Regions from separate parts of the Homo sapiens genome. Here all the other regions are linked to region 4. The links are chromatin contacts, found by Hi-C or POLR2A ChIA-PET in ENCODE. All regions are on one chromosome and are shown on one strand. The core of a region is the stretch at or near the end of the contact, and the rest is flanking DNA. Distances in the headings are between cores, read along the strand shown.

Evidence for each region. Hi-C counts contacts between places; a loop is a spot of excess contacts on that map. ChIA-PET counts read pairs that join two places held with the same protein, here RNA polymerase II (POLR2A). Pooled maps may share reads with other maps.
Region 1: a loop to region 4 is called in a pooled map, with 3 times the contacts of the local background. The contact joins the enhancer-like site here to the promoter of SELENOK in region 4. A Hi-C loop is called at or near these places in 1 of 50 pooled maps.
Region 2: a loop to region 4 is called in a map of naive thymus-derived CD4-positive, alpha-beta T cell, with 15 times the contacts of the local background. The contact joins the promoter of DENND6A-DT here to the promoter of SELENOK in region 4. A Hi-C loop is called at or near these places in 1 of 168 maps with a recorded cell type or tissue (naive thymus-derived CD4-positive, alpha-beta T cell), 1 of 37 single-sample maps with no recorded cell type and 9 of 50 pooled maps. POLR2A ChIA-PET finds 5 or more read pairs at or near these places in 1 of 52 experiments (CD4-positive, alpha-beta T cell).
Region 3: a loop to region 4 is called in a pooled map, with 8 times the contacts of the local background. The contact joins the promoter of PXK here to the promoter of SELENOK in region 4. A Hi-C loop is called at or near these places in 5 of 50 pooled maps.
Region 5: a pooled map shows a loop between it and region 4 (15-fold over the local background). The contact joins the enhancer-like site here to the promoter of SELENOK in region 4. A Hi-C loop is called at or near these places in 4 of 50 pooled maps.

What each region holds. Positions count from the first base shown.
Region 1 is chr3:58,348,184-58,351,456 of GRCh38, forward strand. The region is part of intron 1 of PXK (PX domain containing serine/threonine kinase like); the gene reads left to right. Among named protein-coding and RNA genes, the nearest start is that of PXK, 17 kb to the left of the region's middle. RefSeq lists an enhancer at 1,323-1,602. Within about 2 kb of position 1,753, at least 9 of the 41 ENCODE cell types and tissues checked have a DNase peak (open chromatin) inside an H3K27ac peak, as active enhancers do.
Region 2 is chr3:57,691,458-57,695,103 of GRCh38, forward strand. DENND6A-DT (DENND6A divergent transcript) reads left to right here and starts at 1,748. Exons shown (of 2, transcript NR_135550.1): 1 at 1,748-1,885; 2 at 2,359-3,646. It overlaps DENND6A (DENN domain containing 6A), which reads right to left and starts at 1,620. Exons shown (of 20, transcript NM_152678.3): 1 at 1,325-1,620. The coding sequence starts at 1,561. RefSeq lists an enhancer at 948-1,448 and silencers at 1,170-1,409, 1,520-1,619.
Region 3 is chr3:58,330,831-58,334,199 of GRCh38, forward strand. It overlaps PXK (PX domain containing serine/threonine kinase like), which reads left to right and starts at 2,062. Exons shown (of 18, transcript NM_017771.5): 1 at 2,062-2,260. The coding sequence starts at 2,159. RefSeq lists silencers at 1,836-2,365, 2,612-2,906.
Region 4 is chr3:53,889,855-53,893,273 of GRCh38, forward strand. It overlaps SELENOK (selenoprotein K), which reads right to left and starts at 2,005. Exons shown (of 5, transcript NM_021237.5): 1 at 1,916-2,005. The coding sequence starts at 1,934. RefSeq lists enhancers at 1,193-2,093, 1,984-2,283.
Region 5 is chr3:57,804,220-57,807,340 of GRCh38, forward strand. The region is part of intron 2 of SLMAP (sarcolemma associated protein); the gene reads left to right. Among named protein-coding and RNA genes, the nearest start is that of SLMAP, 49 kb to the left of the region's middle. Within about 2 kb of position 1,677, at least 5 of the 41 ENCODE cell types and tissues checked have a DNase peak (open chromatin) inside an H3K27ac peak, as active enhancers do.

The sequences.
Region 1 (3,273 bases), core at 503-3,002, 4.5 Mb after region 4:
CAGGTGTGAGCTGCCGTGCCCAGCTGACTAGTGAACTTTGAATGAAAGAGGTAAGAGTTGGCAGCCATCCCTAAGCTGATCTGTTGTCAGGGCCTACAGAGTGGTGGACCTGATTGATGGCTCCACTAAGCATTGGTTGAAAGAGGACAAGCTAGTGGTCTCCTTCTGAACCACAGAACCAGACAATGATTTGTGTGACCGTTTTCTCAGTTCTTCCATTCTGGCTGCATAGGGATGGAGTTAATTCACTACATACGACAGAGGCCTTAGGGCAGTGCTGTCCAATGGAAGTATAATGCTAGCCACATATGTAACTTTACATTTTCTAGTAGCCATGTTAAAAAAGTAAAAAGAAACAGGTGAAATTAATTTAAATAATATATTTAACCCAATATATCCAAAATATTATAATTTCAACATGGAATCATTATAAAAATTATTACTATGTTAGGTGCAGTGACTAATGCCTGTAATCTCAGCACTTTGGCAGGTTGAGGAGGGAGGATTGCTTGAGGCCAGGAGATCGAGACCAGCCTAAGCAATATAGCAAGATCTAGTCTCTACAAAACTTAAAAAAAAAAAAAAGTCAGGTGTGGTGGCATACCTGTAGTCTCAGCTACTCAGGAGGTTGAGTAGAAGAATCCCTTGAGCCCAGGCAGTGGAGGCTGCAGTGAGCTATGATTGCACCACTGCACTCCAGCCTAGGTAACAGAGTGAGACCCTGTCTGTACTTTTTTTTAATTAATATGTTTTGCATTCCTCTTGTCATAAAAGTATTTGAAATCTGGTGTGTATTTTACAATTACAGCATATCTCAATTGGGACTAGCCACATATCAGATGCTCAGTAGCCACATATTGCTTGTGGCTACTAGGCAGCAGAGATACAGACATTAAAAATATTTGCCAGGCATGGTAGCTCATGCCTGTAGCCCCAGTTACTAGGGAGGCTGAGGTGGGAGGATCACTTGAGCCCAGGAGTTCAAGGCTGCAGTGAGCTATGGTTGTACCACTGCACTCCAGCCTGGGCGACAGAGCCAGACCCCATCTCCAAAAGAAATTAAAAATAAAATCCCAAATGTGTTGTTATGGAGAGAGATCCATGTTATATTAAGTGAGAGAAAAAGCAAGTCATAACACACTATGTTTAGTATGCTTTCATTCTCATAAATATCTTTTTTTTTTTTTTTTGAGACGGAGTCTCACTCTGTCGCCCAGGCTGGAGTGCAGTGATGTGATCTTGGCTCACTGCAACCTCTGCCTCCCCGGTTCAAGCGATTCTCCTGCCTCAGCCTCCTGAGTAGCTGGGATTACAGGCTCCTGCCACCACGCCTGGCTAATTTTTGTATTTTTAGTAGAGACGGGGTTTCACCATGTTGGCCAGGCTGGTCTTGAACTGCTGACCTCAAATGATCTACCCTCCTCGGCTTCCCAAAGAGCTGGGATTACAGGCATGAGCCACAGCACCTGGCCACATTTTCATAAATATCTGTGTTTATACCTGCAAATAAACAGTCTGTAACTGCACACTATCCAGTATTTTAGCCACTAGGCTAATAAAATTAAGCTAAAAATTCAGTCCCTTCGTCACCCTATCCACATTCCAAGAGCTCAGTAGTCCCTTGTGCATAGTGGCTACCATATTGGATATCAAGCCTTAGGTCACTGCTCTCTTCAAACTGCTGAACTGGTTGAGAAAGACTGAGCTTAACGGATAGAACCTGCTAGCCCTGCAGCCATTGGGGTTTTGTGACTACTGAGTCCCAGAGCCTCTGTGGTTTTTAAGAGTAACACACAGGAAGGAAGCTCACTGAGGTGCAACCGTTATTAGTACCTTGGGGAGTTTAACAGGAGCACAGTGTAGAAGCAAAACAGCTTTGTGGAGGACCCTGTTCCGTTTTTGTACAACTGAAATTAACTACTATTCAAATTGCTGAGGATCACATAAACCTGATGTCCACTTTAGGCATGTTCTTATAAAAATGTTCCTTTCGACTGCTTCTTAACTGCCTAATGTACATTATGGGGCTTGCTTAACATTTTGGAGAAAAAATAGTTTCTTACTTGTACATAACTTCTAGGTGGTGCTCACATTACATTCAGCTCCAGCAGTTTGTGTCCATGTAGTAGGAGGTAGGCTGCAAAGTATAGGGGTATTAAAACCAGGTGGTTGTGGTATTCTGAGAGCTCTATTGCTATAGTAACTCATATTCTCCAGGCCCGGGTTCTTGTCCTTACTCTGCCCTTCACCCTGTCAGCTTCCCCCTGACTTGATAGACTGGTTCTGCCTGTCCAGCTGCACTCTGTTCATCAAAATGAGTCCTTGGAGCATGTGAAAGTATTGTGTCCAAGGGCATAGAAGGTAGGAACCGCTGTGCCCCTGGGTCAGACTGGCCTGGGGTGGAGTCTATTCTCATCACATACTAGTGGTGCGCCCTTGTTTAAGGCATCTACCCTCTCTGAGCTTCAGGGTTTTTGTTGTATAAGAGATGTAGTGACGCCTCCCTTCAGACATTGTTGGGAGATGGAGTAAACTGAGGGCTAGAAGGCAGAGAGTAAGTGCCCCATAAGCAGAGCAGTTATACCTCCCTCTCTGAAGATATGTGTCTGCATGGCATGTGTACTGTGGTCACTTCCACAGTTGGTTATGAAATTGGAGCTAGTGTCTCAGGATGACACAGCAACCTTCTCAGAGTAGGAAGGATAGATTTATATGTACGTTATCCTAAGTGATGGTGACCATTATTAAAACCAGTAGGGACTTCTAGCTTGACTTCAGCCTATAGTTTCAAGCTTCTCTCCCACTAAATGCTTTAGCAGCCCTGTTACAAGTAGAAGAGCTCCTTTACTTTACTTTCATCTTCTGTTTTCCCAGTCTCCCCAGCACAGAAAGTACTGATGAGTAGTAAAATGACCAAAAGCTCCCTTGTCAAAGGAAAAAAGGTGCATTTATCATTGATAACATACCAGGCTCTTACCCAAGCTCAGATGATCTCAATCTTTATTACTCAGGATTCCTTATTTAATTTATTTTATTTTTCCAAGAAAGGGTCTCACTCTATCGCCCAGGCTGGAGTGCAGTGGTGCAATCACGGCTCACGGCAGCCTCCATCTCCCTGGGCTTAAATGATCCTTCTTGGGCTTCAGTGATCCACCCGCCTCAGCCCCCCAAATAGCTGAGACTACAGGTGTGCGCCACCACAGCTAGCTATTTGTGTGTGTGTGTGTGTGTGTGTGTGTGTGTGTGTGTGTATTTTTTGTAGAGACAGGGTTT
Region 2 (3,646 bases), core at 498-2,997, 3.8 Mb after region 4:
AGAGCACATCCTATTTGTATGCTCCACAACTAACATAATGCCTGGTTCTTAGTGGAAACTTAATGTCGCTGAACTGTGTTATAATAAAACATCCAGAAGGCAGGCCGAATACGAAAGCAGTAGCTTCGCATTAAGAAAACTACCCCTAGCCAATTTTCTTAGTCAACCAGGCCACTACAGTATTAATGAAATCGAAATCTGTCACCAATACCAAAAAAAAAAAAAAAAAAAAAAAACCAAAACCAAAACGTCTAAACAAACGCCCTTCTGATAACAATTTCCTTGGACACATGAAAGCAAGCAATTCCTTATGCTAAAAAGACCTTCAACAACGTCAAGAATAGATGTTTCTAAAGCCTTTCGGTAAGGGGCCATACATAAGAATGGAAAAGTTGACTGATTGACAAGCAAATGATGTTCCCTATATTCATCTTGACAGTAGTTTCACACCAACTGTTCCAGAGGCAACATAAAAAAAAATAACAGAAATGAGGCCGGGCACGGTGGCTCACGCATGTAATCCCACCACTTTGGAAGGCCTAGGCGGGCAGACCACCTGAGTCGGGAGTTCGAGACCAGCCTTACCAAAATGGAGAAACCCCGTCTCTATTAAAAATACAAAATTAGCCGGGCATGGTCGCATGCCTGTAACCCCAGCTACTCGGGAGGCTGAGGCAGGAGAATTGCCTGAATCCGGGAGGCAGAGGTTGCGGTGAGCCAAGATCGCGCCATTGCACTCCAGCCTGAGCAACAAGAGCAAAAACTCCGTCTCAAAAAAAAAAAAAAAAAAAAACAGAAATGAGGCACAAAAGGAGGAAAGGGAGAAAATGCGTGCTGAGATAAGCATTTCGACTCAGGCTGAGGGAAACGCTCAAACAGTTACTGCAAATGACTAAAACAATCTGAGCCTTAAAACTTGGTTGTGCAAGTTCGGCTACTAGAGTTCATCATCTGTTATGGGCATTGTTCTTGAAAAAGTACCAAACAAACATCCTGCCTGCGGGCTTCTCCGGGTGGGTGCTACTAACCCTTTTAGTTAATTCTGTGACTCTGCGTTTAAAAGAAATAAAGAAAGAACAGGATGAACATCAACAAGTATTTAGGAGGGGCCTAGAGAGAACTTTTCACCCCTAGCCGCAGCCCAAGATCCTCCCACGGGAAGTGCCGTAGGACCGCAGCCCGAAAGAGCGCGGGAGGGGAGACTGGCCACGCCCGGATGCGCCGCGGACAGGGTCCTGGCCGGTCAGCCCGCGGGCCGCTGGCTTTGCTGCAGCCGCCCCGGCGCAGGGGAGGAGCGCCGAGAAAGGGCGGGGCCGGGCCTCACCTCCACGGCCTGGCCCAGCTCCAGGTCGAAGCCCACCACACACACGCAGTGCAGCCAGGCGGAGAAGCTGTCCCAGCGCAGCAGGCCCCGGCCACGGCCATCGTCCTCTTCATCGTCCTCTGGCGCGCCTCCCGCCGCCACAAGGGCCGGCGCCTCGCGGCCCTCGGCCCCTGCCACCGCTTCGTCCAACGGCCTTCGAGAGCCGGGCCCCAAGCCCGCAGGGCCCCTCAAAGCCATCGGCCGCCCCCTGACCGTTCGCGCCGCCTCCACAGCGGACCGCGCCGCAGAGCGCGCTTGCCTCCGCGCAGGCGCAGACGCTGCTGTCGCAGCCGCTGGGGACCCACTCAGTCCGGGCGGGGCTGCGGGTCACGTGACCCTGGGAGCGGACGTGGGGACGTCACGCTGCCGCTTGTCTCGGATTGTGAAGCCGGTCCTGGCTTCCTTGTCTAAAAGCTCTTTGGGACTGAAATGGCTGTTTATGAATCCTTGTCAACCTCGTTCGCAGTCAACGACCAGGGAATAAATTATTCGTGGAATGACACAGTTCATAATTATTATAAGGTATTATTAAATTATGAAAGCGTAGGCCGGGCGCGGTGGTTCACACCTGTAATCACAGCATTTTGGGAGGCCGATGCGGGCGGATCATCAGGTCAGGAGTTCGAGACCAGCCTGACCAACATGGTGAAACCCCGTCTCTACTAAAAATACGAAAAAATTAGCCAGGCGTGGTGGAGCGCGCCTGTGATCCCAGCTACTCAGGAGGCTGAGGCAGGAGAATCGCTTGAACCCAGGAGGTTACAGTTAGCTGAGATTGCGCCACTGTATTCTGTCTACCCTGGGCGACAGAGCGAGATTCCGTCTCAAAAAAATAAAAATAAAATATATGAACGCATAATGGTGACGGTGGCTAACATTGAACGCTTACTTTGTGCCAGTTGATATGCCAAGTACAAGTGCGAATACTTACAAATATTACCTTATTGAATCTTCACATAATCGCAAATAAGTAGACTATTTATTTCTTTTTACAGATAAGGAAATGGAGGTCCTGGAGGTTACATGACTAGCCCAACAAGTATGACAACTCCGATATCGGCTTGCGGTTCACTCATTCAGTTTGCTGATTCAGAGATCTGTGCATTCACTCACCTGTTCCTTCTCCAGCAAGGCCTCCCCACCCTACCACCTCCTCCTTTCTTAGTTTGGCTGTCTGTGACTCACTCAACACACATCCCCAGACCTTTCTGGAACTCCAGGTTGGGCAGATTGGCCTCCACAGCAACCTGTGGATCTCTGAACACTGGGGCAAGGGCCTGGTCTCAAGCAGCTTCGTATTCTGAGATCAGTTTTTACTGAGTATTGGACCAGCCAGGATACTAACTAGTATTTATTCAGCACCTACTATGTTGAGTATAAATAGCATAGTAAAAGTAGGAAACACACAATAATACCTCAACAGAAAAATGAGTAAACCAGCGAGGTGTCACGCCTGTAGTCCCAGGTTCTTGGGAAGCTGAGGCCGGCTAAGTTCAAGGAGGATCGCTTGAGCAGGAGTTCCAGGCTGCAGCGCGCTATGATCGCGCCTGCGAACAGCCATTGCACTCCAGCCTGGGCAACAGAGCGCGACTGTGTCTCTAAAAAACAACGCAAAACAAAAAACACGGCAGAACTTAAGCATTTTGCTGCACTGCCCAGTGAAATCCATTCCATTTGACAAATACTGCCCTCTTAACATTCTTAGAATTTTTTTTTGGAGCAAGTGTTAGCGTCCCTGTTTTCAAGGAGGTGGTCAAGTATGCACAGACATCAGTAGTGACGTTTGCTGGAGACTTCCTTTAGACAAAAATGAACTTAGGGACAGCACTTAAGTTAGAGGCCAAGTCTTTGGCCAAAGTAGCCTGCCATCCTACTCCAGAGAACTGCTGTGGTTAAAAGAGGAAAAACTGTATTCTGCGATCAAGTAAGGCTCTAAACCCAGTATTAGGAAAGAACAGTAGCCTTTTGTATTAGAAAGAACACTGGCGTGGAAGTCAAAAGTTCTGGATTCTAGTGCCAGCTAGAATCTACCACGATCGTGGTAGGCAAGCTGCTCCAAAACCCAGTTTCTGGTAAATGAGAGTGATGATTACTAACTCACCTCACTGACTGTTGGGAAAAGCTAAGCTATCCTAATGTACACATTTTACCAGATGCTACTTCATTATTAATTATTAATGATCTCAAAACACCAGTTGTGGCCAAGCACAGTGGGTCACACCTGTAATCCCAGCACGTTGGGAGGCTGAGGCGGTAGAATCACGTGAGTCCAGGAGTTTGAGA
Region 3 (3,369 bases), core at 812-3,311, 4.4 Mb after region 4:
TTATTTTAGGGCTGAATCATGAAGGTCCAGGATTCCTTCTTCACATCTCGCTCTATTAGATCTTGGCCCCTGGGACCAATCTCATGGCTACTTGACTCAACGGGGCTGCCCACCAATCCCAATAAGCTTGAGATCTGGAGAAGGGACCCTTTATGTATGATGTGGGCCTTTCCTGTGATGTCAAATTTTGGTGGTGGTGGTGGGATTACCAAGGAACTTTGTTCCCTTATCTGAAGTGTAGAAATTTAGTGGAGGCAAATTTAAGAGTTAGGAACCTTCCATTCTGTCAACTGTAGGGGAAGGAGGAAACTAATATTGACTTTGTTTTGTTTTTTTTTTGTTTTTCCGGAGACGGTCTTGCTCTGTTACCCAGGCTGGAGTGAAGTGGCATGATCATGGCTCACTGCGGCTTCAACCTCCTGTGCTCAAAAAACTCTCCCACCTCAGCCTCCTGAGTAGTTGGGACCACAGGTGTGAGCCATCATGCCCAGGTATTTTTAAAATTTTTTTGTAGAGACGGGGTCTCACCATATTGCCCAGGCTAAACTCCTGGACTCAAGCCATCCACTCTCCTCAGCCTCCCAAAGTGCTGGAATTACAAAGGTGAGCCATCATGCCTGACCACGGTTTGAGGTGTTTTTGTTTGTCTGTTTTTTTGTTTGTTTTTTGAGACAGAGTCTCACTCTGTCACCCAGGCTGGAGTGTAGTGGTATGATCTTGGCTCACTGCAACCTCCCCCTCCCGGGTTCAAGCAATTCTCCTGCCTCAGCCTCCAGAGTAGCTGGGTCTACAGGCACGTGCCACCATGCCCAGCTAATTTTTATATTTTTAGTAGAGGGGGTTTTGCCATGTTGGCCAGGCTGGTCTCAAATTCCTGACCTCAGGTGATCCACCCACCTTGGCTTCCCAAAGTGCTGGGATTACAAGCGTGAGCGATCATGCCTGACCACCGTTTGAGTTTTTACTATGTGCCAAGCCCCTTCCCAGTCTACTGCATTCCTTGTATTAACCTTTTCATACAAATAATATTATCTCCACTTTGCAAATTGGGGAGTTGGGACTCAGAGAGGTTGGGTAACTTATTGAAGATCACACAGCTGGTAAATGCCAGAGCCATGGAGATGATGGTCCTCCAATTCTAAATTTAACTCTTCACTATCCTGGAATGCTGCCCTAGGAGAGGGCAGTGTGGGTGAAATTTCTAGGTGTATATGGAGATGGGGGGGATGAGGTGGTGCCAGGATTATGGCTTTGGGTTCAGGCAGACTGTGGGCAGATTTAGGGCTGAGAAGTTGATCCCAAGGTTCTCTGGCTTGGCTCTTGGTTTGAAGTTCTTCTAGTCCATATGGTGGGATCAAAAACTCCCAAGTCTAAGGGATGTGGTTGAGCCCGCAGTGGGGGCCAAGAGTAGAGGCTAGGGGTCTCTGGACCATTTTATAGGGTCTCCAGTTCTTAGAGCTTGGGTCTGAGGGTTCTGGGGCCCAAGACCTCCAATTATGGGGTCCAGCTCTTAGGTGTTCAGGCCTGAGGAGCCACGTTCAAGAGTCCCTGTGAAGTTTCAATAGGAAGGGCTTGTTTCAGAAAGTCTCTGGGTTTGCAGGGCTCAGACTGGGGGTCCCATCCTAAAGGCCCTTTTTCTGAGTTTTAGGGTCCTTGGGCCTGGGGGATGAGAGAGATCCAGTTCTGAGGGTTTCAAGAGGTACGGTCCCCGAAAAGCCCAGTTCTGAGAGGCCTGGTTTGGAAATCTCGCCCTGAAGATTCCTGGATCCCAGGGCTCAGGACCAGGCGTCTCTGGATCTGAGGATCCTGGTAGTGATGGCTTAGGGTGGTGTTCCCTGGTCCGAAGCCCGGAGCTAAGGGCACCGGGTCTGCGGTGCGGCTGCGAGGAGCAGGGAAGCGCAGGCCCATGGCAGCCGCGAGGCGGAGGAGCGGGCCAGCGGGCGGCAGTGCTGGCGGCCCCCACACGTTCTGCGCTGGGTCGGCGCTAGGACTCCGGGGCGGCGGCCGTGGGAAGGGCGGCGCTAGGACCCCGCGGGCCCGGCGGCGCGTGGGGCGGCGCGTGTTGACAGCGGCGGCGGTGGAACCGGGCGGGCGGCGGGAGTCGGCGCCTCGGGTTCCTACCTCGCGTCCCTAGGCGGCGGCGGCCGGGCGTCCCGGGATGGCCTTCATGGAGAAGCCGCCAGCCGGCAAGGTGCTGCTGGACGACACGGTGCCGCTGACAGCAGCCATCGAGGCGAGCCAGAGCCTGCAGTCCCACACGGTGCGCGGCCCAGCGGGCGGGCGGGCGGCGTGGGGCGGCCCCGGGCCGCGAGGGGGCTGCGGGCTGCCTGGCGCGGGCCGGGCAGGGTCGTCGGACGGAGACCGGGCCACAGGGTGGGCGGCCCTGGCCGAGAAGGCTGTGGCGCGCCGCTGGGTCTGGGTCAGGGCCCCTGGGGCCCAGGCGAACGCTGAGGCCCGGAGGGGCCAAGGATGGGGACCGCAGCTCCCGGCGCCGCGGGGTGGAAGGAGCTCGGCGGCGACCAGGAAAGCGACTCCGAGTTGGGGGGCGGGGGCGGGGGCTGCGGGATTCCCGGGCTCACCTTGGACTAGGGGAGCAGGAACGAGACCGCTCAGGACCATCCACTTCTGCCCGCCGCCAGCCTTTTCCTTTTTGAGGCCGTGTAATTTCCTCCTTGCAGCTGAGGGTCTGGGTGATGGGGATGAGGGTGTGCCGGGCCAAATGAAGTGTGACTCCAGAGCCTACTTGTTGGGACAGCAGAGTGTAAGTGGCTGGGGTCTGCAGCCCCGTTTCCAGGTCAGCCGCTTGGCCCTGGTCCCGGGAAGTGGTGGGGGCGGCAGTCGGGGCGCTGTTAAGCAGGTGTATGAATGTGCTTCTCTAACTTGCTCTTTAGTGGGCAGTGGTAGCATTCATTTGAGTTTAAAATCCACTCGAGTAGCATAAAGGAGTAATAGGTCCTCATAGTAAACATTGGCAGGGTTCATTTCTGCTACATATACGGTCTTTTATGGGGCTTTAAAACCGTGGTTGTTTTCATTTGCTTGTACCTTTTTTTTTTTTTGAAAGGCCCACTATGCATTATAATTTCCAAGCAATAAATCTAGGAACCAGCAAGAAACCTGGAGCTATCAGCTAGTGGGACTTTTTTGGAAAAGTAATGAGTGAGGAGAGAGATTCCTTCAATTGTGATGTTTTGTCAGTCCACCGAATCAGATTCAGACTCAGAGGCTTGTTTGTTTACCATTGCAGTGTGTTTGGGGGGTCATCATCTGGAGGCTAAAGCTCACAATAGCCTTCTGTTTCTCTTTTCGTTCAAGCTCTTCTGATGACTTCAAAGAGACCTTTTATTCTGTTGTATTAAAGTGAGACTT
Region 4 (3,419 bases), core at 755-3,254:
ACTCTTAATTCTAATAGACTCTAGCTTTATCTTAAGCAAAACTGGATCTATTTTTCAAACCACTTTAATAGAAGCTACAACATAAGTTGGTACACTATATTTCAGCCTTGCAAATCAAGATGTCAGAATATTTTCGGGGAAGAGTAACTGTCAACTACCTCTCCTTTCCATTATCCCAAGAGTTAACCCCACTCACCTCTACCCACTCCATGAGGGTTTACTTTTCCTCTTTTCTTGACCAGCTTAATTTCAGATACCCACTTGGATCTAAGCTCTCACTGTGCTACTGAGAGCAAGGGGCTACAAAAGTTTAGAGGGTGGGTGACAGGCTTAGTTCTCTGCCTCTTACTAGCTCTGCTTCGTTGGCTGATGTGACATTTTCTTTCTCCAACAAAAAGTATTCCAGGGCTAGCCATCACATAAGATTTTTGGAAAAAAAAAAGTCATCTGACAGCAAGAGAAAGATTTTGTCAAGTGCTGATAATACAGTCCTAAGAAGGTGGATCTAATTGGAACCTGTCATTTCTTCCTCTGTGATTCTATCTTGCTTTTCCACTTTCCCTTTCTTAAGGCAGAATGTCCCTTCCACCAATATCCCCAGAGAGAAGTAAGGTGTTTGAATGCAGTTGTGTTTCTCAACTTTTAAAGTACGATAAAGAGTCCTAATCGGCTACTTATGTGGACCAAATGAAATAATGCGAACACAGTAAGACACAACAAATACAAGGAATTATTCAATAATTCATACAGAAGCTTCCAGCCTTAAGCTTATATCACAAAGGCTATAAAACAGGCTATAAAACAGACTAAAGTCTGAAAGCGCCCAAAACTAAGATGAAATTTTGATGCTTTTCTGTAGTGTCCATCAATCTACTTGTTTCAAAGATTTTTAAGTGGGAGATGAGAAGGGGAGATTTTTAAAAGTCAAGAAATGCAAAAGTGCAGTCAGCCAGAAGGCTCCTCACTGACTACCTTACTCGTCTCTGGAGAAAAACAGATGACTCAAATAGAACCAAGACCTAGTTCCAATGATCCACAACTCCTTGTTAAGACTGTACCAAAGAATTTCACCTGAGTCAAACAGGTGGGCAGGCAGCTCTAGCACTGATCTGACACAGTCATGTCCTTCCTTTCCGGTCATCTTCTTTGTGGGTTCGCAGAATTAAGTCTCTCGGATTCTCCATTCCGGTAATAATTAACTTGCTCCTAGGGGAAGATAGTACTTCTTCCCATGCCCCTTGAAATTCGAGCAAAAAATTCCATGTTTGACTAGCTACCCTTTCCTGGGGAAAAAGCCTATGCAAAGCTTTCATCTAATTATCATCCTAGGTCGGCTCGGTCTTTTTACACGTTGTAGACAGAGGCAGCATAACAGATAACAAGGACGCTGACGTCAGCCTACCTGTGATCGAATCCCGACTCAGCCATTAAGTTACCTCTGTGACTTAAATAGCCCAGGCAAGCTATTTAATCTATCTGAGCCTCAGAGTTTCCACCCGTAAAACAGGATTGAATGTGACGATAAGCAAATAACTGAAACACTGTCCAGGGCACAAGCGCTACGTGTACAGCGTCGGCATCATTGTCCTTACTAGTTTTAAGGATACCGACACCCGAGAGAGGAAAGACCACCCTCGCAAATCCACAATCAAGCGCTTGCTGCACGAAGGCGGGGTTGCAGGGCTCCCAGTACTCAACGTGAGGCCGGCGGGACCTCGGCCCCCGACTGCCGGCTCAGAGACCATCGGCTGACGCGCCGCAAGCCGAGGCGACTTCGGTCCAGCTCCGCCCGGCCGCGGGGCGCTAAGCCCGGGGAAGCCGCACCGGGCTCAAGACTCAGCGAGCGACGATGAAAGGAACCTGGAGTCCGATCTTACAAGTCACCGGTCGAAGCCACAGCCCGCTCTCAACTTACCGTTCGAGATGTAAACCATCTTGTCCCACTTCCCCGCTTCGGAGCCACCGGGCGCCTGGCCCCTGTCGGTTTCTGTATCTCCCTCTGCTCCCCGCCCTTCGAGCGTCACAGGCCGCGATTAGACAAAATGCTGACGAGGACGAAGGTGGGCAGAGCCCATTGGCTGCTGAAAGAGACGCGCCCCCGACGGGCGTTTTTGCATCGTCACATCTGCGACTTCTGGTTAGGCGGAGGCGGCCGAGCTGACAACCGGATATGACGTTAAGGACTGCCCTGTAGTGCCCGCGGTTGCCAGTCCTCTATCCGACTTGATCGTGCAGAGTTGGTTCGCACCGCCCAGTGAGGGGAAGCTGTTTTCTCGTCGATTGATAGGCTCCGGGTCTGGGTAGGAGAGGCTGCCCTGTATGAGGTAGCTTGAAGGGCCGCTGACAGGAGGAAACGCTTCCGAATTTTCCAGACGTGTTGACGTTTGAGGGTGCTGACTACACGTTAAGGAACTTTATTGTCACGCCTTTGGGAATATACTGCCAGGCTCTTCCTAGATATATTCATTCTCTTTAAAATGAGCATGTCTACCTGGGTTCACCAGAAACTAAGTTTTTCTTAGCCTTTTGTGAGGCAACTGAAAAATAAATTGAACTGTAGGCCCTTTCTCTGCTTGTTTCTTATTGATGGCGACTGCTTATGACCACTTTGGTGACAGACGAATTAGAAGACATGTCTTGGACATTCAGTAAATGTGGACCACATACCATGGATATTTACTCTGCTACAGCCAGTGGGCTGCCTCTGTTCCTTGAACGTGGCCATTTCATTCCCTTCTCAAGGCCTCTGCACTTAGCTATTCTTTCAGCGTGGAGACCTAATGGCTGCTTCCTTTGACTTCCCGCCCCCAGTTCTCAAGCCATGTGTCATCTCTTTGGAAAGATTCCTAATCACCTTCCAGAAAATGAAAATTACATGCTGAAAATCTATTTTGAGTTTAACAACTTTGGTTAAGATTTTATGTTCTAATACTTAGAACTGACAAAGATCTAATTTTATGTTGATTTTGGAGAGAGCATTTTCCCCAGAAAAGTTCATAATAGGACAAGACAACATCCTTCACCTCATTTGGGATTTGTGCAGCACAATCATAAAGGATCATTTCTGCAAAAATATTAGGGCAGGGCCGTTAATTTTCCCAAGGGCCTTTCTTAATCTAGACCATGCCACCATCATCTCTCACCTGCTCTACGCTAGTTTCCTTCTAAATGAAATCTCAGGTTCAGTCTTTTACCATCCTTAGGCAGTTTTACAAACTGTAGCAAGATCGATCTTAAAACGGAGATCATCTCGTTCCCTTGCCTAAAACCTTTTGGACACTAAAATTTAGTGACTTCCTATTGCTCTTAAAATCCAGTTCCTTGTCATGGCCTGCAGGCCCAAGGTGACTTGTCCTCTTGATTGCTCCTCTCACTGTACTTCCAGCCACATCTCCCCACCCAGATTATGCTCTGGCAAC
Region 5 (3,121 bases), core at 427-2,926, 3.9 Mb after region 4:
TTTTATTGTATTTGTATTATTTTTGTCTAATTACTAGCCTAGGTTTCTACATCATCCATGCTTAAATGCTTTTCGTTGTTACATAGGGCTGTAAGACATTTATACTGTCAGTAGTTGAGTTTACTTGAAGTCATAGGTGAGAAGGTAATGTGTGATGATTAAGAAGTCAGGAATGATAAAATAAAAATTTTCTATTTGTTTTATCGTGCTTGACAATAAGTTTTGACTTATTAAAAATACATTGGCCAGGTGTGGTGGCTCACGCCTATAATCCCAGCACTTTGGGAGGTTGAGGCAGGAGGTCACTTGAGCCTAGGAGTTTGAGACCAGCCTGGGCAAAATGGTGAAACCTTATCTCTACAAAAAATACAAAAGATTAGCTGAGTGTAGTGTTGTGCACTTGTAGTCCCAGCTACCTGGGAGGCTGAGGTAGGAACATCACCTGTGTCTGGGAGGTCGAGGCTGCAGTGAGCCATGATCATGTCACTACTTTCCAGCCTGGGCAACAGAGTGAAGCCCTGAATCAAAAAAATAAAAATAAAAAGTATATAGTACCAATTTACTTACAATAATATTAATAATTTTCTTCACTGTAGATAATCTCCTATCACTGTAAATGATCTTCTCCTATAGGTAGGGATACATCTGTGTTTGATCCTTTTAGTCTTTTGTACTCTAGATTGACTTCACTACTTTAAGACCTCAGAAAGAGATGTCCCAGTAGGTTCTGCTAATTTTCAAAAAGTTAATACAACAGAATTAGAGAGTCTAGATTGTTATCTGATGTGACTTTTTTTAATCTCTTGTGATCTCTGTTGGCTTTTTCAAGTCATTATGGTTTCTCTTTGTATACTGGTTGGAGGTATTAGCCCTTGACTGTTTCCCTGGCCTCTTGGATGGTACTTTTCCTGATTTTCCTTTTACCTTTTTGACTATGAAATTCCTTCAAGCATTTTTTTTCCCACTGGGTTTTCCTCAAATGTGTGTTCCTAAATGTTCAGTCATTGTTTTCCCTGTTAGTGTTATTTTTGGATCATCTTATATATTAGAATAATTTTGGTGACCATTCAAATGTGGATACTTTTTAGATATATTGAACCCTGGAGTCTGAATTTTCTGCTGTCTGCTTACCTTTACTTACTAGATGTCCTTATAGTGAATCTAAAAGCAACATATCCAAAACTGAAGTGATTCATTCACTATCCACCATTGCTGCAGTATTTCCAAATACAGATACTGGTATTATCTGTCCAGTAGCCCAGGCTACCAACTGCTGCCTTTATCACTGAACACATAGTTTCTGTCACTGAGCCCCTCTTACTACTTCTAACACTGTCGTAATTCAGGGCCTTATTATTTATTTCAGTAGCCTCTTAACTGGTCTCCAACTCTTTAGTCTGGTACTCTTCAAGGTACTTCTTCATTGAATGAAATATCAGTTTGATCTCAGTATGTCCCTGCCTAAACCCTATAGTCGCAAGTTCTCTATATGATAAAGGTTGTACTGCATGATATGTCCTAAAAGGCTTGGTGACTGCTTACCTCTCTAGCCTCATCTCCTGTCATTCTCAGTCTCATACATCACATACTAGTCCTCTTGACTCCCCCTACCAACCCCACACTATGTTGTGTCTTACCTTTGTTTTTCATGATGTTTCAAGTCCCCTCCCTACTTCCCCTGACTCACTCTTACTCAGCCTTAATGATTCAGCATGGGACAGCTCCTTCAGGAATCCTCTTAATTCTCAGGGTTGGGCCAAGTGCTCCTTTTCTCTGTTCTTGCTAGTAGGTAAAACAGGGTTTTTTTTTTGTTTGTTTTGTTTTTTTTTTGTAAATTTTACTTTAAGTTCTGGGATACAAGTGCAGACGTGTAGGTTTGTTACATAGGTATACATGTGCCATGGTGGTTTGCTGCACCTATCAACCTGTCATCTAGGTTTTAAGCCCTGTATGCATTAGCCATTTGTCCTAATGCTCTCCCTCCCTTCGCCCCCTGCCCCCCAACTGGCCCTGGTGTGTGTTGTTCCCCTCCCTGTGTCCATGTGTTCTCATTGTTCAGCTGCCACTTATGAGTGAGAACATGCGGTGTTTGGTTTTCTGTTTCTGTATTTGCTGAGGATGATGGCTTCCAGCTTCACCCATGTCCCTGCAGAGGATATGATCTCATTCCTTTTTATGGCTGCGTAGTATTCCATGGTGTTTATGTACCACATTTTCTTTTCTTTTCTTTTTTTTTGAGACAGAGTCTTGCTCTGTCACCCAGACTGGAGTGCAGTGGCACAATCTTGGCCCACTGCAACCTCCGCCTCCCGGGTTCAAGCAATTATCCTGCTTCAGCCTCCCAAGTAGCTGGGATTATAGGCATATGCCACCATGCCTGGCCAATTTTTTTGTATTTTTAGTAGAGACAGGGTTTCACCGTGTTGGCCAGGCTGTTCTCGCACTCCTGACCTCAAGTGATCCACCTACCTCGGCCTCCCAAAGTGCAGGGACCACAGGCATGAGCCACCATGCCTGTACCACATTTTATTTATCCAATCTATCATTGATGGGCATTTGGGTTGGTTCCATGTATTTGCTATTGTAAATAGTGCTGCAATAAACATATGTGTGCATGTGTCTTTATAGTAGAATGATTTATATTCCTTTGGGTGTATACCCAGTAATGTGATTGCTGGGTTAAATGGTATTTTTGGTTATAGATCCTTGAAGAATCACCACACTGTCTTCCACAATGGTTGAACTAATTTATATTCCCACCAACAGTGTAAAAGTGTTCCTGTTTCTCCACAGCCTCACCAGCATCTGTTGTTTCTTAGCTTTTTAATAATCAACATTCTGACTGGTGTGAGATGGTATCTCACTGTGGTTTTGATTTGCATTTCTCTGATGATCAGTGATGTTGAGCTTTCTTTCATATATTTGTTGGCCGCGTAAATGTCTTCTTTTGAGAAGTGTCTGTTCATATCCTTTGCCTGCTTTTTGATGGGGTTGTTTTTTTCTTGTAAATCTGTTTAAGTTCCTTATAGATTCTGGATATTAGACCTTTGTCAGATGGGTAGATTGCAAAAATTTTCTCCCATTCTGTAGGTTGCCTGTTTATTCTTCCTATTTGAATTGG